Linked DNA regions of Homo sapiens: region 1 is linked to region 2. The links are chromatin contacts, found by Hi-C or POLR2A ChIA-PET in ENCODE. All regions are on one chromosome and are shown on one strand. Each heading gives the region's core, a stretch centred on a gene start or an enhancer-like site at or near the end of the contact. The rest is flanking DNA. Distances are from core to core; before and after follow the strand shown. Region 1 holds the start of MAVS (mitochondrial antiviral signaling protein). Region 2 has its middle 36 kb from the start of SMOX.

Region 1 (2,740 bases), core at 21-2,520, 270 kb before region 2:
CCAGCAAAGACAGGAGTGATAGCTGCACTTGGAAGCCCGCTCCTACACTTTCAATGTTCTTCCTGAAAGAATTAGATATGAAGCTGCTAGAGCTGCTCCGGTGGGGAGCAGGCAGGATTGATTCTTGAACTAATCAACATTTATGCCCTCTTGGCTAAACTAGGCAGAGCTGGTTTTATTACAGTTCAGGTGTGATTAAGCATACTTTGTAAATGCTGAAGGTTGTGAAATATTCACAGGGATATAAAGTACAGTAATAAAACCTCACTTGAGGCTGGGCGTAGTGGCTCACGCCTGTAATCCCAGCACTTTGGGAGGCCGAGGTGGGAGGATCACCTGAGGTCAGGAGTTTGAGACCAGCCTGGCCAACATGGTGAAACTCCGTCTCTACTAAAAATACAAAAATTAGCCGGGCGCAGTGGCATGTGCCTGTAATCTCAGCTACTTGGGAGGCTGAGGCAGGAGAATTGCTTGAACCCAGGAGGTGGAGGTTGCAGTGAGCCGAGATCGCGCCATTGTACTCCAGCCTGGGCGACAGAGCATGACTCTGTCTCAAAAAAAAAAAAAAAAAAAAAGAATAGAAGACCCTGTGCCTGGAAGATCGTAGGTGCTCAGTAAGTGCTGGCCTCTGCCCCAGAAGGGGAAGGGCGAGGCAGATGGCAGGAACTGCGGGAGGTACCTGTCCCAGGCCCTTGGGCGTAAGAGGCCTCTCCCACGCAGCACCCAACCCATACCCAGCCTGCCCGCCAGCCAACCTTGGCGTCCCTGCCTTGCGCCTACCTACCCAGCAGTCCCCCGCCCGCTCCCACTCCCACAGGCCCAGCGTGCACGTCTCCAGGATAGGCATCCTTGCCCCTGTGACTTCAGCGGCACCCAACGTTTATTGGGCACTAACTGTATGCCAGGCCATGGGGGTGCCGGAGAGAACGACACGAAGACCCTCACCCCTCAAAGTTCCCAGGGGGAGGAGGGGCTGCTTCACTTGGGAAGCGTGGGGATGGAATTCTCAGCCCCCCGATGACTCCGAGGCCGGCCACCTGCCTGGTTTCTGGCCGGACACCGGACTTCCCCTGGAAGTTGCTCGAGACTGCGCGCCCCCAGCAAAAAATCAGGTCGGTTCTCCGAGCCCAGTCTAGCGCTTCCCGACCCGCAAACCAAGGCCCAGTGACCGTCCCCGCTGCGCAGCCGCCTGCGTCGCCAGCCAACCACGCGCGGCCGAGTAGCCCCGCCCCTCCACATGGCCAATGGCCGCGCGCTCTGCCCGCCCCGCCTCCTCGCTGCGGGAAGGGTCCTGGGCCCCGGGCGGCGGTCGCCAGGTCTCAGGGCCGGGGGTACCCGAGGTAAGATCGCTTCCCGGGCGTTGGGTCCTTTCGGCTCAGCACGCACGGACGCCTTTAGGGAAGGTGGCTGCAGCGGCAGGACGGAGTCCGCCGGGACGCCCTGGGTCTGGGGTGCGCGGGGGGCCCAGGAGGGGACAGGACGCGCGGGGATCCGGAAGAGCGGGCCCTGTCGCAAGAGTTTCGGGAACACTGAGGGCTCCAGGCGCCGCATCCAGCATCCGGGGAAAAGGGGGTAGGTGGCGCTGGGCGTCTGCTCAGGCTGGGGGAAAGGTAGGGCCAGAAGGGGACGGGCAGCGGCCGCTGACCTCCTCCTGCCGCCCGCGGGCCCAGGGTGACGCTAAGGTGGGGCCGAGCCTCGACCGGGTGCGCCTAGAGGTCGAGTGCTGCCGCCCTCCGCTGGGTCTGGACAGTTCTCGGCGGCGACACCAGCTCAAAACGGCCTCCCCGCCCTCCGCGGACCTGGGTCGCGCCCAGGAATCCGATCCAAGGCTGTGAGGCCTGTCCCTTTGGGAAGGGTGGGTGTTTATTTCCGGGATGCACTCAGAGCCTCTGGACAGTCAGGTCGGAAACTTTGCTGTATTGGGAACACTCTGTCACCTACTTCCTTCTCAGTTGGGAAGGAAGTGCCAAGAAAACATGAAACAAACCAAAAACACGAAAAAGGGATTCTCTGTATGGAAGCCGTGAAGCCTCAAAAATATCTAGGAGGACAGCCAGCGACCTGGGACCTGTGGCAGCCATGTGAAAGCAGGGTTAATGTCTGGACTAAATGTTGCTTCCACCTAAGTGCACCCTCAGCCTCCCTCCCGCCAAGTGACCTTGGGTCCTCTTTGGGCTTGAAGGCAGGTGGCTGTGTGGGTCTCGCTGCAGGGGTCTCTGTGCCCTGCAAGGTGTATGACCAGTTGCAGTGAGGCAGCAGGTTTTGGGTTCAAATCCTGTGCTAGCCTCTGGCCAGCTGTGCACCTTGGCAACACTTTCCCTGTCACGGGATTGGGGAAGGATTAACTGAAAGAACCTTAGGATGTGCCTGTCTACAATGGGCCCTCCATAAATGTGAACAAATGTGGGCTTCCTTTCCTTTTGTTTGGGCCACATCATCCCTTCCCCTCCATCTGTGGCTGAAGCTGGAATGCAGAAGAGTGCCTCATCTGACTGCCTTCTGGTACCTGGCTGATGCCATGAGAAAGGAAGGAGAAAGGGGTCTTTTTTTTTTTGAAATGGAGTCTCACTCTCTTGCCCAGGCTGGAGCGCAGTGGTCCAATCTTGGCTCACTGCAACCTCTGCCTCCTGGGTCTAGAGATTCTCCTGCCTCAGCCTCCTGAGTAGCTGGGACTACAGGTGTGTGCCACCATGCCTGGCTAATTTTTGCATTTTTAGTAGAGACGGGGTTTCACCATGTT
Region 2 (2,718 bases), core at 204-2,703:
AGATCTTTGCTCTATGTTGTACCCCTGATCTATCTTTGTAGCCCTCAATCCCTTGGGACAGCCAGGTCAGGGACCAGATGTCCAGGAACTCAGGCCAGAGCCCACTCCCAATCTCCTTGGAGAACACCACAGAAGAAGTGGGGACCCTCCCCCAGGCCCCCCAAACACACCCACCGGGTACTCCATCCTCAGGGAATTGGGCACCAGGGGCCTACACATTGTGTCTTTTTCTCCTTCAGCTTCGGGGCTTGATGGAGGTAAGACAGTCAGCCAGAGAGGCTCATCCCCACACAGGCCCCCGGTGACCAGGTAACTAGGTAACCAGACAAGTATACAATTAGACAACTAGGCAACCAGATAACCAGACGACAGGCAACCAAACAACTAGATAACCAGGCAACCAGGCAAGCCGACAAGTAGGCAGCATTCTCTGAGGGGGACATCCGCTGGCTCTGCTGGTCAACCTTCCCTCTATCTTTTCCTGGCAGCAGATTTTCCCTTAGGGAGCTTGTCCTCCTTCCCTACTCAGGGGAGGCACCTGTGACCTCTGCCTAAGCCAGTCAGCCAGTCAGGCTTACCCAAAGCTGATTCTGGAACTTGACTAACCTAGAAGAGGCTGTTTCTTGCTGGACCTGCAGAGAGGAAGTGAGGTCTGAAGCTGTGCCACCCTTTTAAATCTAAGACAGGAGCCAACCTGAAAGAGGCAAGGCTGGGAGATGGGGAGACATCATTTGAGCCTTGATTGAACCATTCCTGAAGCTGCTGCCTTGGCGCCTTTAAGTTTTATGAACCAGTGAATTCTCTTTTTGCTGAAGCCACTTCACGCAGTGTTCCTTTCTTTGCAAAAGGAAGAACCCTGGCTGGGATGAGAGTCCCTGAAACTTTGCTCCACTGACCTGCTGCTAGGAGTGAGGCCCCTCCCTGCTTGTGATAGTCTTCCTGGAGCACCACCCAGGGCATTGGTCAGGAGGCTTGGGCTCAAATCTGGGACTGCTTTTAATGAGTTGTGTCAATGGACATGTCCCTTCAGCTCTCGGGGCCTTGGGCTTCTCACAAATAGCCATGCCTTTCTGCCCTACTTTAGCTGTGAATGGGGCTGAATGTTAGTACCATTTCCTGGGAGCCGTTGGTGTGGTATGGAGGTCAGGAACATGGCTGACTCAAATCTGGCTTTCAGAGTCTGATAACCAATTGCTCCAGGGTGTGTAGCCAGGGCTTTCCTGCTGCTCTCTTCTTCATTTGGGGAAGTCTCTGGCTCCCAGCCAGGGTCAGAGCCCAATGCTGTGGCAGCTAAGCCTTCTTCTCCATTCCTGGCTTGCTCACGGGAGGCACCTGTGACCTCCACCTAAGCCAATCAGCCAGTTAGGCTTACCCAAAACTAATTCTGGAACTTGACTAACCTAGAAAAGGCTGTTTCTTGCTGGACCTGCAGAGAGGAAGTGAGGTCTGGAGCTGCGCCACCCTTTCAAATCTGGGACAGGAGCCAACCTGAAAGAGGCAAGGCTGGGAGATGGAGAGACATTATTTGAGCCTCGATCGAACCATTCCTGAAGCTGCTGCCTTGGAGCCTTTAAGTTTTATGAACCAATGAATTCCCTTTTTGCTTAAGCCAGTTCTTTATTTCTTTGGGCCCTATCTCTGCCTCAAATCAGTGTACAGGAGGCTTCAGCACATCATTTTAACAATGATTTTATCAGGAAATTCCCATCTGTGCTCATAACTCAGCCTTTAATTGGTGGAAATTACCGGTCCCATATGCTTAGAGCTGTGGTTTTCAAAATGTGAGCTCCAGACCAACAGAACCAGCAATTACTTGGGAACTGGTTAGAAATGCAAATTTTCGGGCCGCATTCTATACCTGCTGAATCAGAAACTCTCGGGGTGCCCCCAGCAATGTGTGGTTTAAGAAGTCTGCCGGGTGATTCTGATTCTCACTCAAGTGTGCGAACCACCTGCTTGGAGCTTTTGCTGGTTCAAAAGGTGCACATAGAGGATGATCTGGCACTGCCTGGATCTCCTTTGGCTGCAGATGGGCTGTTCCCCAGCAGCAGCGAATGAGTATTTGCTGCTAACGGCTTCCAGCTGTTCCTTCTCCCTGCACTAAATCTGCCTTCCACGGGCCATGGCCAGTGCCTGATGGGCATGGGGGTATACCAGGCTGGTCTCTTTGTCCAGTGGACCAGAGAGGGACACTCCAATGTGAATTACTTTCTAGCCCCTCTGTGAATTAGGCCAGAGCTAGACTTTAAATGCTCAAGTCACTGCTTCTTCCAAACGCCTAGCTGTTTTTGGGACCACAGGTGTGAGTTACCGTACAACACCCTGGTGAAAAAAAAAGTCACTTGGCTTTGCAAAATTAAAATAAGCGTGCTTGATTGCTTGATTATCCTCCTCTGCAGGCTGGTTTTAAAGTCAACCAGGAGAGCCTCTGACTGTCATCTGGTTTGCAGGTCCTGGTGGCCATCAGCTGTGATTGGGTCATTCTCCTCTTTGTATCAAAGAATCAACACTTCCACCCCTTGGCCCAGACCTCACAGGGACATGTTTCATGGTAGCCTAAGAGATACAAAAAACTTGTCAACTGCTTTCTTCCTCTGACTGCCCTTCCTGAGAAGGGAGAAGGGAAAAATATTTACTTTTTGTTCTCAATTATCAAAGAGAAAGGCAAGATGCCAGTTACTTTCCCAGTTAATTTCTGAGGGGTAACAGAAAGTTTGG

The links. A loop is a pair of places that touch in the nucleus more often than their neighbours do. ChIA-PET counts read pairs that join two places held with the same protein, here RNA polymerase II (POLR2A). Pooled maps may share reads with other maps.
Region 1: a pooled map shows a loop between it and region 2 (2.1-fold over the local background). The contact joins the promoter of MAVS here to the enhancer-like site in region 2. A Hi-C loop is called at or near these places in 1 of 50 pooled maps. POLR2A ChIA-PET finds 5 or more read pairs at or near these places in 4 of 52 experiments (A673, H1, OCI-LY7 and 1 more).

The regions. Positions count from the first base shown.
Region 1 is chr20:3,845,564-3,848,303 of GRCh38, forward strand. MAVS (mitochondrial antiviral signaling protein) reads left to right here and starts at 1,271. Exons shown (of 7, transcript NM_020746.5): 1 at 1,271-1,340. RefSeq lists silencers at 688-737, 1,168-1,547.
Region 2 is chr20:4,111,283-4,114,000 of GRCh38, forward strand. No RefSeq gene overlaps it. Among named protein-coding and RNA genes, the nearest start is that of SMOX, 36 kb to the right of the region's middle. Within about 2 kb of position 1,454, at least 5 of the 41 ENCODE cell types and tissues checked have a DNase peak (open chromatin) inside an H3K27ac peak, as active enhancers do.